Linked DNA regions of Homo sapiens: all the other regions are linked to region 1. A link is a loop called in an ENCODE intact Hi-C map of the cell type or tissue named here. Cell type or tissue: heart right ventricle. All regions are shown on one strand.

What was found. Hi-C counts contacts between places; a loop is a spot of excess contacts. Peaks named below come from ENCODE experiments on the same cell type or tissue, not always from the same donor. Only the 100,000 strongest peaks of a DNase experiment are listed, where the experiment ranks them.
Region 2: it touches region 1 in a loop (4-fold over the local background); 99 of 110 quality-filtered maps call a loop at or near these places.
Region 3: a loop joins it to region 1, with 10 times the contacts of the local background. A loop is called at or near these places in 25 of 110 quality-filtered maps.
Region 4: a loop joins it to region 1, with 2.8 times the contacts of the local background. A loop is called at or near these places in 11 of 110 quality-filtered maps.
Region 5: a loop joins it to region 1, with 2.3 times the contacts of the local background. A loop is called at or near these places in 11 of 110 quality-filtered maps.
Region 6: it touches region 1 in a loop (3-fold over the local background); 28 of 110 quality-filtered maps call a loop at or near these places.

The regions. Positions count from the first base shown.
Region 1 is chr12:69,899,116-69,903,115 of GRCh38, reverse strand. The region is part of intron 10 of MYRFL (myelin regulatory factor like); the gene reads right to left. Among named protein-coding and RNA genes, the nearest start is that of MYRFL, 76 kb to the right of the region's middle. In heart right ventricle, CTCF peaks have their summits at 2,115 and 2,317 (motif pointing left); a DNase peak (open chromatin) is centred at 2,285; H3K27ac peaks cover 653 bases.
Region 2 is chr12:70,570,206-70,574,205 of GRCh38, reverse strand. PTPRB (protein tyrosine phosphatase receptor type B) reads left to right here. Exons shown (of 34, transcript NM_001109754.4): 12 at 2,119-2,382; 13 at 2,917-3,180. It overlaps PTPRB-AS1 (PTPRB antisense RNA 1), which reads right to left. Exons shown (of 9, transcript XR_001749196.2): 9 at 2,756-4,000. Among named protein-coding and RNA genes, the nearest start is that of PTPRB, 65 kb to the left of the region's middle. In heart right ventricle, no CTCF peak of the experiment used is centred here; no DNase peak of the experiment used is centred here.
Region 3 is chr12:70,728,120-70,732,119 of GRCh38, reverse strand. The region is part of intron 6 of PTPRR (protein tyrosine phosphatase receptor type R); the gene reads left to right. The region is part of intron 1 of LOC124902960 (a long non-coding RNA gene); the gene reads right to left. Among named protein-coding and RNA genes, the nearest start is that of PTPRB, 93 kb to the right of the region's middle. In heart right ventricle, CTCF peaks have their summits at 1,724 and 1,925 (motif pointing right); no DNase peak of the experiment used is centred here.
Region 4 is chr12:69,990,026-69,994,025 of GRCh38, reverse strand. No RefSeq gene overlaps it. Among named protein-coding and RNA genes, the nearest start is that of MYRFL, 170 kb to the right of the region's middle. In heart right ventricle, no CTCF peak of the experiment used is centred here; no DNase peak of the experiment used is centred here.
Region 5 is chr12:69,983,320-69,987,319 of GRCh38, reverse strand. No RefSeq gene overlaps it. Among named protein-coding and RNA genes, the nearest start is that of MYRFL, 160 kb to the right of the region's middle. In heart right ventricle, no CTCF peak of the experiment used is centred here; no DNase peak of the experiment used is centred here; H3K27ac peaks cover 186 bases.
Region 6 is chr12:70,718,154-70,722,153 of GRCh38, reverse strand. All of the region lies in intron 6 of PTPRR (protein tyrosine phosphatase receptor type R), which reads left to right. It overlaps LOC124902960 (a long non-coding RNA gene), which reads right to left and starts at 2,958. Exons shown (of 2, transcript XR_007063361.1): 1 at 2,331-2,958. In heart right ventricle, a CTCF peak has its summit at 2,146 (motif pointing right); DNase peaks (open chromatin) are centred at 33 and 2,183; H3K4me3 peaks cover 1,418 bases; H3K27ac peaks cover 3,358 bases.

The DNA of each region.
Region 1 (4,000 bases):
TCCCTAAACACAGAGGATACTGAAGGAAGAATAATAACAGCTACATTTGTTGTGCGATAATTCACAGTGCAATTATATGAGACACGTACTATTGTCCTCATTTTATTGACACTGACACTCTGAAAAGATAAATAAATTGCCCAAAGCCACAAAGCTAATAAGTTCTGGAGCTGGAACTACAAGTCCTCTGATTATTAAATAATGATTTGCCTGTTTCACGGCATTGCTTAGAAGTAGTCCTGGCAATCTTCAAAGAAAATCCAAGTGAAACCATTGGACTAGACAAAGTTCTGGAGATTTTACTCTTAAATAAAATTCTTTGTCAAAGAATGTTCCACTGCACTGCCTTCCTTCCTGCTTCCCTGTAGCCACTGAATATATTCCCAAATATTTTAAAGTAAGCATCTCTAAATCCCTCAAAATCCTCACAACAAAATTAATTTGTTTTTAAAATTATGATGTATTTTTATGATTGAGGCAGGCTGTCACAACTTTAGATAAACAGTTGTGATCCTGATTATCTAAAAAGTCAGTACTAATACTTGACTTTTTACCTTTCTGGTGGTATATGATACATTGCAGGCTCAGCACCTGAATATGCATAGATTTTCTCTGAAGACTACTCAGGAAACCAATAACAATGGTTTCCTCAAGGATGGAGCCTGGGAGATGGAGAAACAGTGGTAGGAGGGAGATTCACCTTTCACTATATACTCTCTTGGTATTGTTTGAGTGTTTTTGTCATATGCATTTGTTACAATTTTAAAAATAATTAAAAGAAACCACAAAGTTTATTTCTTAGTTTGGGTTTAAAGAACTTTTTGATGTCTTCAATTTCCTAATTCAATCCCAAGTGTCTGAACCCTGAGCTGCTTGGAAGACTCAACCATTGATACTTGATAAACAGAAGCAGTGAAAGAGGCCAGGTGTGTGGTGGCTCACACCTGTAATCCCAGCACTTTGGGAGGCTGAGGTGTGTGGATCACCTGAGGTCAGGAGTTCAAGACCAGCCTGGCCAACATGGTGAAGCCCCATCTCTACTAAAAATACAAAAATTAGCCATGTGTGGTGGCATGTTCCTATAGCCCCAGCTACTCAGGAGGCTGAGTCAGGAGGATCACTTTAACTCAGGAGGCAGGGGTTGCAGTGAGCTGAGATCATGCCACTGCACTCCAGCCTAGGGGACAGAGCAATACTCTGTCTCAAGAAAATTTAAAAAAAACAAAAAAAAACAGCAGTGAAAGAATGTAATGGGGTGGGAGGGTAGTGGGGAGTGGGGGAAGAGTATAAAGTAAAAACTTTGAACATTATTTTGTGTAAATTTACTTGAACAAAGAGCTTTTCTGCAAGTTCCCTAGAGCCCCTTGGTTGTGAATGGCAAATTGGCTTTGACTCAAATCCTTTTATAGCAACCAATCAACTAAATCCAAAGGTATGCCATATAAGATGGTGATGTATTTTTCTCTATTTTGAACATAATGAGCCACTTCAAGGAAACAAAATAAGACAGTGATGAATTTTTTCATAATGAGCTTTGGGATAGTTATTATCATGTTGGTAACTTGATACTGGAACAGCAGATATAAGTGGATTTAATTTTTTGGAACAATTGCAATACTCTCACTTAGCTCTCATCAGATGAAAACTCAAATCCCTAAAATATGTTCACATTATTTTGGAAAGGGCCACAGATTCACAACATTCTAAATATATAGCCCTAGGGAGAATTCCTCATCAGTAACAGGAAATGTTCTCATAAGATCTGTGAACTTATTTCCTTTCTCTGGAATCCACAACCTTCATGTGTGAAAGCAAGCCACAATATACTACCTCTTTCTGGAATTATGAGTTTGTATTCACATGTGACCCAATAGTGGCTGATGGATATCAAACACCAAAACAAATTAATTAAAATGTCTAAAATATTTTTATTGTTTGTGTCATATCCTCTTATTTAGGGAAGAGACCCGAGCATTCTAGTCTATGTTATAACACAAACTAGCTGTGTGACCTTGGGGCAGCCACTTAATCTTTCTCTGTACTGTGTCCTCCTCTGATGAATAAAGAATCATGTCTCCTTTACCCACCTCATAGGGTTATTGTGGGATTAAGTGAAATCATGTGTGCATGAACAGTTTGCAAAAATGAGGATGAAAAGTCTCAAAGTTATTCTCGACACACTCTCCTGGGCACAGCAGCAGCTATTTAACCTATAATTGCTTCATCTGCTCTCCTCAGCAACGCACCTGCAGAGTTGCACAATTCCAGGGGGACGCCTTTCATAAAAAATACAATGTAAATGGCGCCCCCTGCAGGTTATTGGAATAGAAAACAGCATCAGCAGCAATTTGAAGGCTATGCTGAGTTAGAAGTGAAAAGCTGGAATTTGTTTTACCATCGTTTGGGATTCGAAAGCAGCAGCCAATGAACTAATAGAAGAGCTTGACCTGAGGAAGGCAGCTCTTAGGAAGTCCATTTTTGCACCTTTTGAGAGGGTTACAGAAAAAGGACCTAGAAATACTCTCTGCTGGTGCTACTCAAAGCATGGTCTGCAGGCTAGCAATATCAGCATCTCCTGGAAGCCTGTTAGAAATGCATATTCTCAGGCATCCCTGACCTACTGAATCAAAAACACAGGTATCTGTGTTCTTACAAGCTCTCTGGGGATTCTTATTCATAATACAAGCTTGAGAACTACTTCTTTATGCCATGTACTCCTGGTCGTAAGTTGCCCTTCTGTAGTTGACAGAAAGATCTGTTGAGTCCAAAACAGGCATTACTCCATAAACTGTTTTCTTTGAGTAAACAAACATTCATCTGAACTCCAAAAGAGGAATGCGTGTGTCTGTGTTTGTGTGTGTTTGCATGTGTACACATATGCATTATTATATCATCTTCCCTAACCCTAGGTTTGGTTTCCCATGTCACGCACTGTGATTTGCAGAGCAGTAGAGGAAGAATTCTTGGGGACATGACCATTTCTATTCTTCTGGAAAAGAAACTGGAATAATCTATTGGTTTTCAAAATGAGGAAACCCTAGAGTGTCTTTGAAAGGCAGACAAAAGTAATCATCCCTCCTGCTTGCAACACTGCACTCCAAACCAGGTTTAATTAAGTATTTTAGAAGGAAAGTGGGGCTGAGATAGAACAGCCCAGTCATTAACAAGGGGAAACTGAAGGAACTCCACTGGGAAATGCTCCCAGAAACAAAGACTCTGCAAATAAATCTGTTCTTTGGAGTAAGCCTTAATTTTCATTAAATTGGTCAATTTATACTACAGGACCATAATATACTTCTAAAGCTGTTTTGATTGACAACCCAGATGAATAATTACTGGGTCCTGCCCACCATTCTCTCTCCAAGCAGAATTCTGACAAGCTTGGTCAGAATTCTGGACCCTTCCTGGAGACCTGGAACTCATCTAGGTCTAACCCTCATACAATCACCCTTACCAAATAGTAAAATGCCAATCTCTGCCATTAGGACAAGTGGTTCTTAGGCCACAGAACAAGTCTGGATTTGCTTAAATGCAGTTTTCATTTCTCCATTTAATGTAGTCAGGGCTTGTAGTGTCTTTGTCAAATTTTTCTTCCCATTCTTCATTCCGGAGCTTAAACTAACAGAACCAGGCCATGGCCTAAGAGGCCACATCTGGCTCTTTTGTAGAATGTTGGCTGGTCTGCCCTCTGCCCAACCCATTTGTATGCACCTGTATAGGCCCCTCTAGAATCTCAGGTGGCAAAAAATGTATTCTGTGGACATTTCTAAAACTCACTAATTCAAACAATAATGCCATTTCTTAAACAATTAAATAAACCAAAAAGTCTGCATTCATTTTCACTTCTGTGTTTCAGAGTTTGAATGAAATAATAATAAGATATTTCTAGTGGGGGGATGAATGGTTGATGTTAGTAATCCTTATCTTCTCAATGCTGTTAGGGTAACTTTTGTGTTATACAGCACACTTGTAGAATAGGGTATTCTCTCTAACCAAAATT
Region 2 (4,000 bases), 670 kb before region 1:
AGTAGAGGTGAAAAATTGGACACAGCCTTGGCATGTGGTCAGATCAGAAACCCCTAATATATACCAAATACAGAGGACATGCTAGTATTAGGACAAGAGTTTAGTACCCTGGATCCGAGTTCATGCCTCTTTTCAATGCTCCTCCTCATTAATATGTATAATGTCCAGTTACCGTGAAATAGTAATGAATCTGTGGCCTACTGTTGAATTAAAATTCAGCCCCAAATGGAAAAATGAAATCTCCTTAATATCATGCTCTAAATACAGAATTGCCTTATTCCACAGTGTTCCTAAGTAACATGCATATATTTATTTACTGGTTGGGGAGGGGACCACAGATATACAGAATGGTTTCGTTCATATATTAGAAAGAACCTCACATGCACAAAATTGTATTAATCATAATTCTTGGTTCAAGAAACCATGCATCCCCAGCACTTTGGGAGGCCGAGGCGGGAGAATCATGAGGTCAGGAGTTTGAGACCAGCCTGGCCAACATGGTGAAATCCCATCTCTACTAAAAATACAAAAAATTAGCTAGGTGTAGTGGCAGGCACCTGTAATCCCAGCTACTTGGGAGGCTGAGGCAGGAGAATCGCTTGAACCAGAAGGCAGAGGTTCCAGTGAGCCAAGATCGCACCACTGCACTCCAGCCCGGGCAAGAGAGTGAGATTCTGTCTCAAAAAAAAAAAAAAAAAAAGAAAAGAAAAGAAAAAAGAAACCATGCATCAACTGCCACCTTTACTTTTTAGGCATCTAGTTAGTAATTTTTGATAATTTAACATGTACACAAGAAACCAACCAGTACCTAAAATAAAAGCTAGGACCTTGACAATAACCTACATCAAAGTATGTGGTCCCCACCTCGTGAATTCACTCAAAGGTAGCCAACATCTTGACTCCTATGTTCACCTCTCCCTTGCTTTCCATCTTGCATAGTTTTATTGCATTTATATACAGGCCTAAAATTATGGGTTTCAAAATTTTTTGTTGTTTTTAACATTATTTAAAAAGGTATTTTTAATGTAGTATTTAATATCTTAGGGACTTAGATGTTTTACTTATTATACAGGTAAGATTCATCCATATTTTGTATTTTGATGTTAAGGACAAGAAATCCATATTTTTGTGTTTTGAGTTAAGGAATTAATTATAACTATTATATAATATTTCACTGTGTGTGTGTATGTGTGTATATGTATGTATTCATTATCCAGTCTCCTGTATATATTCTTCTACACGTGGTTTTTATATAGTTTTTTAATTTTGCCAGTCAAATGGATGTAAAACAGTATTTCACTGTGGTTTTGACTTGCATTTCCTTGATCACCAGTGATGTGGAAAATCTCTTCATTTATTATGCAAATAACCATATGTGTTTCTTCTTCCATTTTTCTTTTTCCTTTTCTTTTCTTTTTTTTTTTTTTTTTATGAGATGGAGTCTTGCTCCATCACCCAGGCTGGAGTGCAGGGGCATGATGTGATCTTGGTTCACTGCAACCTGTGCCTCCTGGGTTCAAGTGATTCTTCCATCTCAGCCTCCCGAGTAGCTGGAACTACAGGTGTGCACCACCATGCCCAGCTAATTTTTGTATTTTTTAGTAGAGACGGGGTTTCACCATGTTGGCCAGGCTGTTCTCAAACTTCTGACCTCAAGTGATCTGCCCTCCTCAGCCTCCCAAAGTGTTAGGATTACAGGTGTGAGCCACCATGCATAGCCTCATTTTTTTGAGGGGGGCGGGTTGGGGGATTGCTTATATTCTTCTTAGTAACTTTTGAGTCAGCAAGGTATGTTGGAATTATCTATATCGTTTACCATCACTCATATTAATCATCAGCCATCATGTTTAATGTTCCATCTTATACATGACACTTTGTGCAGGCAAACAGCAGGCTTAGAATGAGTTCATCAGCTTCTGTTAAAAGATCCGTTTAATCACTCCACATAGTGTAACAATCTTTCCCCTCCAGAAATTTGTAACCTAAGGTCTAAGATTTTTCTTTTAAATGCACACAATAATAATCTACTCTCTCTTTTTATTGTCCCAGCTTGTCATCTGTGATCAATTACTCACTCAGAATTCATAAATATTTAGTTACTCTCTGTTTCCTTTTCAGTGCCTGACAAAGTCCAGGGAGTCAGTGTTAGCAACTCAGCCAGGAGTGACTATTTAAGGGTATCCTGGGTGCATGCCACTGGAGACTTTGATCACTATGAAGTCACCATTAAAAACAAAAACAACTTCATTCAAACTAAAAGCATTCCCAAGTCAGAAAACGAATGTGTATTTGTTCAGCTAGTCCCTGGACGGTTGTACAGTGTCACTGTTACTACAAAAAGTGGACAATATGAAGCCAATGAACAAGGGAATGGGAGAACAAGTAAGTGGAACGATTGCAAAATCTGACAGTTGGTTGGACTTGAAAGTCTCTAGTAATTTATCTGAACCTTGAATTTTTTCTGCTTATTCATTAGTACATTACATTCCCAGTAAGTCTCACTTGGTGCTAACATCATTCAGCCAAGCCATGGCCTATAATTACAGAATATTTATTGGTAGATAAAAGCAAACATAGTGAGGGAGCAAGAAGGCTAAATGTCCCATTTTTCTTCCCTATCTTCCTGCATCATGGCATTTAGATTCTAGACTTCTTGTTTTATCTTATGATTGAGATCATAACTCATTTTATAATTATGTTCTACCAATGCTGATCATGTAACATTTATGTCAGGAAAAAACCACAATGTTAATAGTTGCTTCCAATTTTTCTTGTTTAATTATGCATGAAGTAGTGCTAGTGGTTTATTTGGGGAAGGGAGATGTTGCCAGTTCCTTGAATGTGATTCATAAATTATTATGTAGGTAAACTCTGATCAGTTCCTTTCCTGAAATGTCTTCTCATTTTTCTCCCTAGTTCCAGAGCCTGTTAAGGATCTAACATTGCGCAACAGGAGCACTGAGGACTTGCATGTGACTTGGTCAGGAGCTAATGGGGATGTCGACCAATATGAGATCCAGCTGCTCTTCAATGACATGAAAGTATTTCCTCCTTTTCACCTTGTAAATACCGCAACCGAGTATCGATTTACTTCCCTAACACCAGGCCGCCAATACAAAATTCTTGTCTTGACGATTAGCGGGGATGTACAGCAGTCAGCCTTCATTGAGGGCTTCACAGGTAATGTGAAATACTGTTCTTGAACCTGAATAGATGCAGTGGTGCATTTAACTTTCGGGTAGTTCAGGTATTTCGATTGAGCATTTGGAGGGATAAAAGGGAGACAGCAAGAAGGGACAAAGTCATGTTGATAGTGACAATGATGTTGTCCAACCTGGATGAATGAAAATAAAGTATGATGTCAGCAGAGAGTGGCGGGGTTGGAGGGTGCTTTCAGAGAAATAGCAATGAACTGATGTGATCAGCTGGTGCTTCTGAGGCACACAGATTAAGAATTAAGTGTTACTTGGGTATCACTTCTTTAGAACTCTTTTAGGAGTGTTGCCATAGTAGTTAACATGTACTGACAGTTCACCATGAACCAGACCCACAGCAAAGCATTTTATGTCTACATCTTGTTCAGTCTTCACAATGCTTTGGAAGCCAAGGCAGGAGGATAGCTTGAGCCCAGGAGTTCAAGCACAGCCTGGGCAACATGACAAAACCCTGTCTCTACAAAAAATACAAAAAAATTAGCCGGGCACGGTGTTACGTGCCTGTAGTCCCAGCTACTGGGGAGGCTGAGGTGGGAGAATCACTTGAGCCCAGGAGGTATAGGATGCAGTGAGCCATAATCATGCCATTGCACTCCAGCCTGGACAACAGACAGAGACCCTACCTCAAAAATAAAATAAAATTAAATTAAAAAAGAATCAATCTTCACAACTCTATGGGCTGGTTAGTATTATCATCACTGCCATTTTTCCTAATGAAGAAACTAAAACTTACAGAGGTCAAGTAATTTGCCTGTAGTCCCACAGCTAGTGAGTGAGAAAACCAA
Region 3 (4,000 bases), 830 kb before region 1:
ATATACCTCAGATGTGGATCCTTCATCTTGTCAGTCTCCAGAGGATGGTCAGCCCTACTCAAACACCTGTCCGTTTTTCCAGGCAGCTCTTTTTTTCATTGCCCAAGGCAGCTTTTTAAAATCAGTGTTGCTGTCCTTAAATTCTCTTCTCCCATCCGATACATAGAAAAATACAGAATCTAGGAATAAACCATCCTAAATTACCTCTCTTGTTCCCTGACCCCATCAAGAACTCACACATGTGTGTGTAGGCACACGTGCACACAGTAGGATCTCCTGAGAGCTTATTCGTTTTTGTTTTCCTACTTCCTAATACCACACACATAATAGAGGTTCTCTAAAAATTGACTGAATGATACAGAGTTAGCCTTACTCATGGGAGTTAGACATATTCGTCTATTTCAGCTCTAAAACATCCAGTTGATTCTAGAAAGCCCAGAGAAAGGGAGAAATTCTCACTTGCCACCTCCTTCACGGGTGCTTAAATTATCCAACCACCCTATGTGGCCAATTGGTTTTTAAGGTCTGTGGTCGTGGCCCCTCTGCTCCTGTTTAATGAATAAACTTTGTAAACTTTAAGAGACTCTATCCTGAACCTGTTAATACAGCGTAAATATGCATCAAGACACTTAAGAAAATATCCTACAATTGAGTGGTTCCATATTAGTGAAAGAATGGTCTAGAAATCTAGAGAGAGGTCTCAGACAAGGCGATTGCAAGTTTCTCCAGGTGAGGCAATACTTCCTCATCTTTGAACATTGTGTAGAGGGGTGACTGTCCTTACCATTGCTTTCCTATTTGTACATGTTTAAACTCCAACATTTTTTTTTCATTTCTGGGGAGGGATTTTTCTTCCATCCAAATTTTTGATCCAGGTAATCATTATAATCTTGACCAATGGTTTAACTTTCCATCACAGTTTCATAGAAGAGAGTTGTTTATTTCACTTTAAAGTATATTTTCTTTCTTTTCCTTCCTCCTTCCTTCCTCTCTCTCTCCTTCCTCCTTCCTTCCTCTCTCTCCTTCCTCCTTCCTTCCTCTCTCTTGCCTTCCTCCTTCCTTCCTCTCTGTCTCCTTCCTCTCTCTCCTTCCTCTCTCTCTCCTTCCTCTATCTCTCCTTCCTCCTTCCTTCCTCTCTCCTTCCTCCTCACTTCCTCTCTCTTTCCTCTCTCTTTCCTTCCTTCTGTCTCTCTCTCTCCTTCATTCTCTGTCTCTCTCTCTCCTTCCTCCCTCCTCTCTCTTTCTCTATCTCCTTCCTCCTTCCTTCTGCTCTCTCTCATTCTCTCTCCTTCCTCTCTCTGTCTCTCTCTCTCTCTCCCCCAAGCTGGAGTGGCGTGGCATGATCCTAGCTCACTGTAACTTCAAACTCCTGGGCTCAAGTAGTCCACTCGCCCCAGCCTCCTAAGTAAATAGGACTATAAGCACATGCCACCATGTCCAGTTAATTCTTTTATTTTTTGCAGAGATGGGGGTCTCACTAGCTGATCTCCAACTCCTGGTCTCAAGTGATCCTCTTGTCTCAGCCTCCCAAAGTGCTAGAATTACACGCATGAGCCACTGTGCCTGGCCTCTGATTTCTACCTTTTTTTTTTAATTCATTTATTCTTTTGAGACGGGGTCTTGCTCTGTCACCCAGGCTGGAGCACAGTGGCATGATCTCAGCTCACTGCAACCTCCTCCTCCAGGGTCCAAGCTATTCTCCTGCCTCAGTCTCCCAAGTAGCTGGGGTTACAGGTGCCCGTCACCATGCCCGGCTAATTTTTGTATTTTTAGTAGAGACGGGGTTTCACCATGTTGGCCAGGCAGGTCTTGAACTCCTGACCTGAGGTGATCCACCTGCCTTGGCCTCCCAAAGTGTTGGGATTACAGGAGTGAGCCACCAAGCCAGGCCTTCTAATTTAAATATGTTCTTCCATATATGACCTGCAGGTGGCAGAGTGAAACAGCACTATACTGTAAAAGTAAAAATCGAGGCTTGGGTGTGACAGAAATTCTCATTAGAACTTACATCCTCTAGGGTGATACTAGTGAAATCTAGTGTGGGCAGGGTGTCTCACAAAATCTTTAACACAATGTCAATAATAGTTTGCTTGGAATTATTATTTTTTCATTGTTTTTTTGTCATCCACTAGTTGTATCCCCCCAAGAGGATAAAAATATCAAATGACATTATGAAAAATATCAAATGACATTAGAACGTCAAAATCCTCAAAATAGAAATAACAAGTAAAATAATTAAAACATGGCTTGAACATGGTTATTGGACTCCTCAGGTTTTTTTTTTCTTAAATCATTATGATTCTTCATAAGAAAGTAAACTGTGTAATTCAGTAAACTAAATTGTAAGCTGCTTGGAGGTAAGGATGTCTCTTTTTTATTGCCATGTCCATGTATTTGTATTGCCTATTAAGGTGCCTGGTGTACATTAGACCTTAATAAATGCTTAATTTCGTCCTTCATTCCCACTCACTGTTGGTAAAAGTGGTTATGGTGGGCATAGTTATAATCTAGAAGTAAGTGTTAATATTTTAGAGCTGGGGGCCTCTCAAAAGGCCAAAAATATAGCATTTTACAGTTGGGAGAAACCTTAGAGTAGTGGTCCCCAAAACTCATTTAACATAGTCCTCTAGGGAAACTTTGTAATATTTCTAGATATTCCTATCTAAACAGACTTTCCAGATGGAAAATATTCTAGAGTCCAATCCAAATTCAGCTTCAACAGCTCTGGTCCAGGGTTGGGGAAAGATGATACTCAGATAGATAGATAGATAGATAGATAGATAGATAGATAGACAGATAGATACAAATAGATCATCTCTACATGTAATCTGTATAAAGATCTATATATACACACATATATGCAAACATGTATAACATATTTAAATATATTCATTAAATGCATGTGTTTAAATACATTTAAGTTTAAATGCATATATTTAAATGTCTATGGTGTATTTGAATATATTTATATTAGTATATATTTCTATAATCTGTATTTAAATTATTCCTATTTGGGAACTGTAATCTCAGTCTCCCTGGTCCAGGTCGCAAGGATGTTCCCATAACTCTACAGCTGTTGCAGAGCCTCTGATGTGAAAGCAGTGGCCATAACCCTTATTGGAAGCAGAGTTCTAGAACTGAAACAACTCATGGATTGCAAACCTGGAAGCTTTTCTAATAATTTTCTAAAATCAGTTTCATTTTTGGCCCCGTAGTATTCCAACAGCTCTTACCTACTCTATTATACTGGGTTCCTATAGCCATATTCATTACTAAAATTGTTAGGATCACAGGCTGTTGGTGCCAGAAGGCATCCTCTTTAGTGTTGTGTGGACAAGGAATGGAGATAAAGAAGTTAACTAATTAGTTTACAAAGAACTTTGAGAATTGAAGGAAGCCATCTGTCAGTACAGGTTGAATATCCCTAATCCAAAAATCCAAAATCCAAAGTGCTCCAAAATTCAAAACTTATTGAACATTGACATGATGCTCAAAGGAAAGGATCACTGTAGAATTTCAGATTTTGAATCTTTGGATTAGGGATCCTCAACTGGCATATATATATATATATATATATATATATATATATATTCAGATTTTGGAATATTTGCCATATACATACATACATATATATATATATATATATACACATATATGTATATATATATAATTGAATAACCCAGTACAGGTTGAGTATCCCTGTATCCCTTATCCGAAATGCTTGGGACCAGAAGTGTTTCAGATTTTGGATTTTTTGTTTTTTTTTCAGATTTTGGAATATTTGCCATATATATATATCTAGAGACAGAGAGAGAGAGAGAGATCAGAGAAGGGGCCTGGGCCCTTCTCTGATGCCTCAATGAGCTGAGCTCTGTATATATGTATGGCAAATATTCCAAAATCTGAAAAAAAAAAAATCCAAAATCTGAAACACTTCTGGTCCCAAGCATTTCGGATAAGGGATACAGGGATACTCAACCTGTATTGGGTTATTCAACAA
Region 4 (4,000 bases), 91 kb before region 1:
AACTAGAATTCCAAGGTAAATCAGAGGGATGGTAACCTGGATGCAATTCAGTGGTGTCTTGACAATGATTTTCCAATTTAGATAAGTCCTGACCACAGATGATCCTTCACTTGGGCATTAATTTTACTGAGCTTTAAAATAGGCTCAGTTTATCCTTACCAGTTAAACTCACAAATCCAGGCACACATTTAAAGGAAAGTTTAGTTCAACCTTAAAGACCAGGAAAACATTTCATTGTTTTATGGAGAAAGCTGATTTGTTCCCTCCAAGTGGGAAGCCAGCTCTTTAAATGATAAAGTGCCATGCGGGCTTAACCTTGAAAGAGGTCAAGCTACTGGTGATGAAGCCCAGGCTTCAGAGGAAGAACCAGATGTCAGAATGGGAATGAAAGACTAATGTTATCTAGTGCTGGTGAAGGGTTGGGGAAACTGGCACATGTGTGCCCCTTTTGTGGGAGTGTAAATTGGTACAACCTTCCTGGAGGAAAATTTAGCAACATGTAGAAGAGCCTTTTTTTAAAAAGTCTTTGACTTAGAAATCCCACTCCTAGGAATTTACCTGAAGCAAACAGTTGGATAAATGTGCTAAGATGAACAAACAAGATGTTAATTGTCACACAGTTTAGAACACTGATAAATCTGAAATGACTTGAACATTTAGCAATAGGAATTTGGTTAAATAATTATGCATATCTACACAGTGAAAACCATGAAGCCGTTAACTAGGATAATAGGGATCTATACTTATAGATATGAAAAGAGAGATGCTTCTATTTTGCTAAGTGGGAAAAAAAACTGTGTATCCTTTGATTCTATTTATTAAGGGTTGGGGAGGAGTGTGGGGGAAAGAGAGAAAGAGACAGTGTGTTGTGTGTGTCCTTTACCAAAGACTTCTCAGAGGTTGAAATATGCTGGCCATTTCCATTTTTTGAGGCTTTTAGCATATATATATATATGAGAAATGACAAAAGAGGGTTATAAAATGTTTAGTCTATTAGTTTATTATAGCTATTTACATTTAAGAAATTAATGCTTTTTATCATCAATAAACATTCTATATAACTAATAGGATTTATGGGTACATTTTTATTTGCAGTGTACTATAGACTGTGTGGTGCTCTAGTAGACCACCAGTTTAAAGTGGTTTGATGACATTCTTCCCCTACCAACCTAATCAGAGTAGTTTTTTTTTTTTTTTCGAGACGGAGTCTCTCTTTGTCTCCCGGACTGGAGTGCAATGGTGCAATCTCAGCTCACTGCAACCTCTGCCCCCCGGGTTTAAGTGATTCTCCTGTCTCAGGCTCCTAAGTAGCTGGGATTACAGGTGCACACCACTATGCCAGCTAATTTTTGTAGCTTTAGTAGAGATGGGGTTTCACCATGTTGGCCAGGCTGGTCTCAAACTCCTGACATTGTGATCGGCCCACCTTGGCCGCCCAAAGTGCTGGGATTACAGGCGTGAGCCACGGCACCCGACCTCATTCAGAGCATTTCTGTGCCTGGTTGTATACTCCTTTAGATATAATACCAAAAATCAAAATTTTAGCCCCTTTGGGAATGTGTGCCTGGCCTCATGTGGTCCTCCTGACACTCTTGTAATGGGCTCAACCTTTGTCCCAAGCTGGAGTCATTGAGCACAATGGCATACTCCATTCCATCCAGCCCTCACGCTTCCCTCATTCCTGCTTTCTCAGACTATACCCTTATTCTCTGGTGTCACAGCTCCCAAAACATATCTGGATGCTCCTCAGGGCATTGCAACCCAGAAGCTTTTACACTGGAGAGTCCAGCCTCTATCACCCCCATGTGAGAAGTTGCCTGTTGCAGTACAGTAAGGGCCGGCCCAACGCCATGCCATGGTGGTATTGCTTCTCTGTGGCAGCTTATTGTATGCACAGCCGAAGTTCTGGAAACAGTGACTTGAGAGCCACGGCATGACAACAGTGTCAATAATGAGGAACCACAGCGCTAGGGGTAGTCAATAAACAGAACATGACTGCTGCCTGTGTCCAGGAAACTCCAGGCACAGACAGGCCACAGCTGCACTAATGTGGCATGAAGCTCCAAACTAACAGCAGAAGTCATGTCAACATTTCTATGTGACTGGGAGACCAGAGCCTTTCCCAGATGCCACATTTGGATTCTTGGATTCTTTAGCAGGCTATGCTTCAGCAATCACAGCAAGGCAGGGACAGATCACTCACAGAGATTCCAGGAGTAGTACCAGCTGAGCCAGCCTAATGACACCGCTTGTTTTGCCAAATTTCCCTGTAAGCTGCACAGGAGCAGACACTGGGAACTCAGAGTTCTCAAGCAACTGCTATGGGGAAAGAAAAACAAGGGTCACCATCACAGAAGAAGAAACAAATTTATGATATTCTAAAGCACCTCTGTAAACTATGTGATCTAAAGGCAGCATCAGGGAGTGGCCACAACAGGCAGACAAGTCTAGCAAGTGGGACCACAAACAGGGCAGATGCTCCGGAGAATATGTTTACTTTTGAACCTTCTGTTCAGTGACATCATTGGTCCATGCAAGGCCCCTCCCTTATTTACTTATAAATTAATCTATTACACAAATTAATTTCCATTTATTTCCATCACCACCTCCATTCTCCTTTCACCACAGGGAATCATTTAAATGTGTTTAGTGTGGCTCTTTTTTATTTGTATATGTTTTTGCAAAACATAAGATGTAATGATTTATGTGCATGGATTTTTAACTTACATAAATGGTTATGTTAAACATCTTGTTCTGTTTTCTACTTATTCCACTAAGCATTAGTGTGGCTCTATGTTGCTATGTTCCATATTGTTGGATGTATAACTAACCCATTGTTCCTAATCGCTGCTTAATACCCAATTGTGTGCCCCACAATATTTACCCATCTGCTTTTCCAGTGATGGAAGACACCCACAAATATTGAAATTAACATTTTTATATATGTCCTTTTATGCACTTGGGTGAGAATATCCATGGGATACATACCCAGGAGGGATATAGTTGGAACACTGGATGTATGCTTACTTAATTTGACTAAATTCTACAAGATTGCTTACCAAAATGGCTGCAACAGTCTGTACCTCCATGAGCACTATGCAAAGATTCCTGTTTCCACATCCCCAGGGCAGAAACCATTTACACAAGGTAGGTCACAATAGGGAACCCTCTCCTTTTAGACTATGGACCTTTTGTGTCTGGTTCCAAGGCTCACTGCCCGAGCTCACAGCACCTGAGGAAACCCTAGGAGTTGGTGCTGAGAATGCCCTATGCCAGGGCTCTTTAGAAGAAGGATGAATCGATGTGCTTCATGGCTAGTCAGTTATTCAACAAATATTTATGGGTGCCGATTAAGTGCAAAGCTCTGTGTTAACAGAGAAAAATCTCCTATGATCTGTGCCTTCTTTGTATTTAGAAATTAGTGGGGAATAATGACATTAATTCAAAATCTTACAAATAAATAACCAAAAGCATGCAATGGTGTATGAGCAAGAATTTCAGGATGACATGGGGAAACTTACTTAAGAATGAGAGTACCATGAGGCCAGGGCATTTTGTCTGCTTTGTTTAATACTGTACTCTAGCTTCTAGAAGAGTACCTGACACATAGTAGGACCTCTTAAAATATCTTCTAATTGAATGACTAAAAGAATAGAAGGTCAGTGTTCAAGGAAGGGGACCCCAAGGCATGATGTTTGAACCAGGACCTGGAAAATGAGCAAGGACTAGTCAGGACAAGATGGTGGTGGTGGTCTCAGAAGCACTCTTGGGTAAGGAGTTGGGGATGGGTATATAATGACAGCAATAGCTAAACCCATCTGTGGAAATACTCTCAAATGCCACCCAAGCACATGTGCCCCAGAATGCCGACCCCTTTTCTCGACAAAGCTGTTGGGACCAAGTTCAGTCCTGAGAAGCAGGATCATAGACAAGAAACTCTGCAGCCGCAGTGCAGAAGACAATGTTTCTATATAATCAATGGGCAATTTTTTTTCAAAAC
Region 5 (4,000 bases), 84 kb before region 1:
TGCCCCATGCCTCCAACTGTGTGTGTTTTCTTTTTGTTCATTTAGGCTACAGTTAATGAATATTAATAATAGTACTAATACTATTGCTAAAGGGTAATAATAGTATGAGCATGCACCCATTCAGACTCTTTGCTTATAGAAATTGGTGTTATTCATGAACACAGGGAGGGGAACATCGCACACCGGGGCCTGTCGGGGTTGGGGGCTTAGGGAGGGATAGCATTAGGAGAAATACCTAATGTAGATGACAGGTTGACGGGTGCAGCAAACTACCATGGTACCTGTATACCTATGTAACAAACCTGCACATTCTGCACGTGTATCCCAGAACATAAAGTATAATTTAAAATTTTTTTTTCTCATTTCCATGCCAATAACTTTATTTATTTATTTATTTTTTATACTTTAAGTTTTAGGGTACATGTGCACATTGTGCAGGTTAGTTACATATGTATACATGTGCCATGCTGGTGCGCTGCACCCACTAACTCGTCATCTAGCCTTAGGTATATCTCCCAATGCTATCCCTCCCCACTCCCCCCACCCCACCACAGTCCCCAGAGTGTGATATTCCCCTCCACGTGTCCATGTGATCTCATTGTTCAATTCCCACCCATGAGTGAGAATATGCGGTGTTTGGTTTTTTGTTCTTGCGATAGTTTACTGAGAATGATGATTTCCAATTTCATCCATGTCCCTACAAAGGACATGAACTCATCATTTTTTATGGCTGCATAGTATTCCATGGTGTATATGTGCCACATTTTCTTAATCCAGTCTATCATTTTTAGATAATCCAGTCTATCTAAAAAAAGAAATTGGTGTTATTATCATTCCCACTTTACAGATGAAGAAATAGGCTTAGGGTATGTTAAGTAAATTGTGCAATGTCACAACACTGCTAATAAAAGTGGAAGAGCAGAGTCCACATTTCAAATCTTTGTGGTAAGCTCAAAAGCTGACCATCTGCAAACTCTTCCCTCTAATTAAATTGTTCATTGAACTATGACCCCTCTCAGGCTTATCTACATTTCAGTAAGGACTTTGTAAGGGTATAAACTCCATGAGGGTAGAGACTTGGTCTATGTTGTTCAGAATGGCATCCCCGTGCCTAGCAGGTAGTAGGTGTCCCATAATCAGGGCCGAATTCGTGGGTCTGTGAGCAGCACAGTGACACAGGGCCACCAGTCAGAAGGGCTCCCCACTTGGATTCAATGCTTCGCATTGCTGTCTTCAGATTCTTAAAATTTTATCTTTGAATTGTGTGTAGATGAAGTCTGATGGGACAATGGAGCACAGGTGGGCACCTGGAGCCTCTGCTTATGTGGGGCCCCACCTCCCGCCGCTTCAGTGCCCATCACCACCTGGGTTATTGGCTGCTTACCCTCCACCCGTGGTGCCCTGGATGGCAACCAGGTCTTGTGGGGAGGGGGCAGGACTCTGACTCTGGCCAGAGTCTGGGCAAGGGAGAGGGAAGGGCTGAGGTTGGGTGTGTGTTCCCTGTGGCATCTTAGGGAGTGGTGGCCACAGTCCCACCCTGGATTGACAGCTCCACAGTGCACCCAGTGGGCTGTTCAGGAAGTGCGAGCCTGTCACCCATGCTTGAGCCAGGTGCTAAGTGCATTCTGGTTTGGAAGGTGCATGCCTTGGAGGACTTACTTGTCCCCAGCCAGGGCAGGACATATCAGGCATGGTAAAATTTTAATATGTTGTAGTTAGAAAGAATAAGACCTAATATTTGATAACGCAACAGAGTGATTACAGTTAATAATAATTTAATTGTACATTTAAAAATAACTAAAAGAGTATATAATTGGATTGTTTCTAACACAAAGGATAAATGCTTGAGGAGATGGAGACCCCATTTTCCATGATTTGACTATTACACATTACATGCCTGTAGCAAATTATCTCATGTACCCCATAAAAATATACATCTACTATGTACCTACAATTTTTATTATTTTTAAAAGTTTAACATTTTGGTACCAAAACAGCATTTTTTCATGCTTTTTGGATGGGGGGGCACGTATTTTCATTTTGCAAAGGACTCCACAAATTATGTAGCTGATCTTGTCACTAATTATGTATTAGATTAATAATTTGGACTCTTAGAGATCAAAACTTGTAGGTCTCAAAGGAACAAGGCACTAAGATCCAAGGCACTAAGATCCAGAATCTTGGACTGGAAAGTGTGCCTTTAGATGATATTCAAGGAAAAATGTATAAGAACATATTATACACCCAAGAACTTCTTGACAATCAGCACTAGAATGGGGTCACCTAGAGACATCTAGGTGAAATCTCCCACATGAGAACTGTGACTTCAAGCTGGCCATTTTTTTGTTTAGCCAATAAAGTTTTTAAAAGAATCAATCTGGTTGCTTTGATATGGGTGTGCCAGTTTCAGCCAGGCCCACTTCCTAGAGCTCCCTCTTGTCTCGCCTTTGGCTGCTCTCCCATTGGCTCACACTTACACGTGTGAAACCTGGCCCCTGAACTATTTGTGTTTTACTCCTGTTCTGAGCATCACATGTAGGACAATCGGTCATCTCCCTTTCAGGGTTCTATGAATATGGTAACAAAGAGCATTCATAAATACCATAGCACCATGATGTCTCTGAGAGGAATAATTATTATGAGGTGTGATATTTTTTACATTCCTCTCTCCCTTACTGGACTGTAGACTTTTTTTTTTAATGGCACATGTATTAGTCATGGCAGTCTAACTGCTAAAACAAATAAGCCTAAAATCTCAGTGGCTTAGCCCAATAAAGATGTGTGTGTGTGTGTGCGCGCACGGGGGCGCATGTGTGTGCATGTGTGTTTTCACACGTTATAGTCCAATGGGAGTCAGTTAGGAGTCATTTACTCCATACAGTCATTCAGCATTCCAGGGTTCTAGGATCTTCCGTTGGGTGATTTCCTCATCCCTGAGGACCTTGGAATCTTCTACTAGTTCATCAGCATTTGGCTGGCAGATGTGGAAAAAAAGAGCCCACAGAGGACTATGAGAGAGATGTTGATAGGTCAAGACTGGAAATGACAGACATCATTTCTACCTCCGCTCTACTGACTCTGCCATATTACCCTACATAATTGCAGGGGAGGTTGCTAGCCCTCATAAAATTTACCTTCCAGTGAAGTCCTTACTGAAATTCAGGTTGGCACAGAACTTACACAGGGAATGTCAGCTAATGGTATGCTTTTGAGCCTACTACCTAATTTGAATTTTGCTCTACCATAAGTGTGAATTCTGCTCTGCAACTTTACTAGCTATGTAACCTTGGCCAACTTAACCTTCTCTTAGCCTGTTTCCATCTAGCTGTGTGCCTGGAAAGAACAGGAAACACGGTTTGGTGCTACATTAATATTGTCTCTGCTGCATCAACGATCATATGTTATTTTCTTTGTATACGTAATGGCTGGCACCTAGGAAGTATTCAATAAATATTTGTCACGTGAATAAAATAATTGAGGTAGGTAATTAGGATGGGCTCAATTCTTGTAGCAAAAAGAAAGTTGTAATCTGGGTAGATTTGAAATGAGAGAAGGAATCTTATTTGGGGAAAATGAGAATTCAAGGAGTTGACTAGAATTATTGATTTGTGTTTGTCCTCTTATTCAATGACTAAGTGGATAATGTGTGGGCAAAGTCAATCTTCTCTACCTCATTTACTTTTTATCTTTCAGTGAATTTCTTCTTTCCCTATTGGATTCCTTTCTGCTTGTATTTGTTCATCTTCCAAAGAATGTGCTGAAGGATTTCCCACATTCTGATTTTGCTTTTGCTGTGGTGTCATCAATTGCCTTAAAAAACACTTCTAACCCTGTAAGTCACTAGGGGCTTAGCAGAGTATAATGAACTTCAGTTTGGCTTTAGAACAAAACAAATGCCACACAGGCACACACTTCAATAACATATCTTCCATAAAACGAGTGGTCCCCTAAACAGGGAGAATACAAATGCCATACGCATTATTACAGTAGTAGATATTCA
Region 6 (4,000 bases), 820 kb before region 1:
GGTTCTGGTAGTAAGAAAGCAGGAAAGGAGTGGGTGGGAAAGGAAGCGTCCACGGGGGGCGCATAGCCGGGACAGATTTTTCAAAGGGTAAAAAAGCCTTTAGCCATTTTTCATCTATGCCTCCCTCATTTTGAAAACAAACTCTGCTAGTTTGTTCTTATTTCTTAATACAATACTTCCCATGCCAAAATTTGGATACATTTTAAATTGGGGTCAATTTGGGCTGTAGAGTCTCTAATGAATTGGTCAGCATGTTCATGCTCTTTGAGAGTCTGCTGCCCTCACTGACCTGCCAGTTCCAATAATCATCCAACTATCCTCCCAACGATTCCTTTCCTGGATATATTAGCAGGGCGAATTTCAATCCACTTTGTTTATTTGTTCACTACGGTATCTTCCATAGAAAAGCTAGGCCTGTGAAATAAAGATTAAACGGGCTAGAAAAGTTTGCGGTGTTATGAATCCTATACTGTGCAGAATTCATAATTCCAGTTTTGCCTAGTAGAAAAAAGCCCAAGATCATAAATATTTCTAAGCAGTCAGGGAAACTGCATTTGCCAAGGCCCTATAAGAAAGCTGATGGTGAACCCAAACAGAATCCTGCCAAATACCTAAAATGTGTTGAAATATATTTTATAATTCCTCCCCCACAATAGTCCACCTTTTGATTTGTGTGATAATCTATTTGGACAGGAGCTATCCACCGTGTGCCTGCTCTTCTTTCCACCTGCTGTTCCATCAGCCGAGGAAAGGGTTGTGCCCAAGGGAGGTGGCTGTCCATTGTTATTCACAATAGCGGTGCCCCTCATGAAATGCTCTGCCAGGATAGATAAATTACCTATTCTTAGACAGAAGTTTTATATATGTGCAATGTTGACTGACTCAGACTCTAATCAAAACTGTTCTCTTGGTTCTCCTCAGTATATTTCTAACTCCTCGGTATATTTCTAACCTATTTCTAACTGGAGAACTTTAGGATATTTGGCAGTACCATGTGTAAGTAAGAGCTTTTGCAGGACTTCCAAGCAAGAGAAGTAACAATGGGTATATGCCTGCAACACATTTCTTTTAGGGGAATATGGCACGAGTGTTTTTGTGGATTATCTGGTTTATATAAGATATGCATTTTAAATAACTAAACCTGTGTTGACATGCTTATACTAGAAAGCAGTGCTGTTAAGGAGCACCTCTATATAGGCAAACCCTATTCAGTGAAGAACCAAATCTGAGCTTTAATCTGAAACCAAATAGAAAAAGTTATTGGAGTCGAAGATGAGGGAGTGGGGTGAAATAAGATTATGTATCAAGCATATTCAAATATAGGATAATATCCTAGGGCCTAGTGGTAGTACCAATAAGAAAAATGTACCTGAGCCAGGTGTGGTGGCTCACGCCTGTAAGTCCTAGCAATTTGGGAGGCCAAGCCTGGGGGATCACTTGAGACCAGTTCAAGACCAGCCTGGGCAACATGGAGAAACCCTGTCTCTACTAAAAATACAAAAATTAGCCAGCTACTCTGGAGACTGAGGCAGGAGAATCGCTTGAACCCGGGAGTTGGAGGTTGCAGTGAGCTGAGGTCATGCAACTGCACTCCAGCCTGGGCGACAGAGCAAGACCCTGTCTCAAAAAAAAAAAAAAAAAAAATTACCAGGGTAACAGAGCAATACCTCTACATAGAGAGGAAAAAACTGGAAAAGACTTGGTAAGTCTATGCCTATACCTAACATTTGTGGAGCAGTTGCTATATGCCAGGTACTGTACAAGATGCATCACAGATATATAAAATCATTTCCTCCTCATATCCACCTCAGGTGGGTAAATTATATCATCTCAAATTTAATGATAAGGAAACGGAGACACAGGCATTCAAGCACATTTCCATGGTCGCAGAGTACATTACTGCAGAGATAGGATTCGAGCCCAGGTAATGTGCCCCCAGATCTCACGCTTGTTTCTATTTCCTGCTTCCCCTAATGACTAAGGCACCCGAGGATTTTTCTTTTTCCACCTTCTCCATATTCATAATTAGACTATATTAAATTTTTTCAGTGGAGGAATGGAAGCATTTTAAAATAAAATAATCTCTTCAGCCTAACACAGACCAATTCCACTTTGAGAAGAGCGATGGTTGCGCCTTGCACCCTCCAGGTGGCGCTTGTGCGCCACTTACAGACAGGAGAGGTTTCAGGGTCGTCGGCAGGGTGGGCTCTTGGTTTTGTTCAAAGGACATTTGAGCATTGTTTCTCTGTCCTCAACAATCCTACTTGAGACACTTGTTGCCATTGTAAGATTTAAAGGCAAATCAGATAAACAAAGAAAGGGCCACGTACCAATCCTAAAGCTGACGTGGAGCAGCCGAAGCCTCCCTTCGCAGAGGTCTGTTAATGGCATCCAGAGAAGACGCGCAGTCACTGTGGGTTCAGACTGCAGATGCTCTTAGCAGGGGTTTCCAGCTGGGCGCCCGTGGCCCTCTGGAAGGTTCTCATTTGGTATCCATCGGAAGGCCTTTTATCGCTTGTTAGTAATGATACAGATTTGTTGTAGAGGCAAGCAATTCTTTCAGTATTTAAGCCTTTGCAATTTTCATTATTTTTTTAAAAAAATGATTTTTTTTTTTGCCCTTTTGCTCCCCTTCCTAACAAAGGAAATTGTTAGGAACTATATTACTAATGTAATTTAGTCAAGGGGTTGTCAAGGAGTTCCATTAGGATTTGGATTGAAAAGGGATTTCTAGGATAAAGCACCGTTTTGCTGTAGATATGATCTTCTGGAAAGGATGGGGCCGGGCAGCCTCGTGAAGTTTGCATTCGTGAACTTTGGGTTCCCGTAATCCTACGGCATGCCTTATCGAGGACAGCCTAGGAGCGAATTGGCAGTAGGTTAGAAAGCATGATTAGAAGAGGGAAAGCTGAAATGGCCTTCATGTCGGCTGTTTTCCTCCACAGGATACTGGGTGATTCCTGTCCTAACCAGATACTGATTACTTAAAGCTTAGCCCGAGAGTTCTTGTCAAAAATGATTTCCGTAGCGTATTTTGACTTGCTGAGGTCTGAAGAACTTTGGGAATTTGTTAGGTGTGGATCTGAACTCCAGGAACCGGTCAGGAGTATTCAGTAAATGAACTCTATCCGTTTGAACAGAATGTCTTAAGCACCTCGTTTTTATCTCATTCACACTTCTCCGAATGTCCTCATCTGACATGGAGAATTATTGGTGGAAAATGTGCGTATTGATAATTCAGACATACGAAAGCAAAAAAGTCCAAAGGACTTATCTTCAAATTGTTTTACACAATATTTCAAGCATGTGCAAAATGGTATAAATATGTTTCAATCTGTAAATTTATGTATTCTTCTAGTATTTCCCCATTATAATTGAATCCTTGTTTTGTAAACATTTCACCTCATCTACAATATACACACTCAAAATATTTAAATTGTTGAAAACTATTTTTAGCATGAATACATTTTCTTCACATAAAATACAAAGGATTAATGTAACATCTAACTCTTTAAAACATTCCACCAAATATTCAACCCTGAATGGTAAGACACAAAAAAGGTGTGTATTTGTGTTTAAAACAGTGGACCGGCCAGGCATAGTGGCTCACACCTGTAATCCCAGCATTTTGGGAGGCTAGGCAGGCGGATCACGAGGTCAGGAGTTTGAGACCAGCCCAGCCATCATGGTGAAACCCCGTCTCTACTAAAAATACAAAAAATTAGCTGAGCATGGTGGCACACGCCTGTAATCCCAGCTACTCGGGAGGCTGAGGCAGGAGAATCGCTTGAACCCAGGAGGCAGCGATTGCAGTGAGCTGAGATCGTGCTATTGCACTCCAACCTCAGCAGCAGAGCAAGACTCCATCTCAAGAAAAAAAAAAAACAGTGGACCATGAGGTATTTATTTTAAATCTCTCTTAGAAGTATAGCTTCCAGTGTTAAATCTATACAATACTTTGTTGTCTCAAATGTTCGGCAGACAAGAAGCAATTCCAATT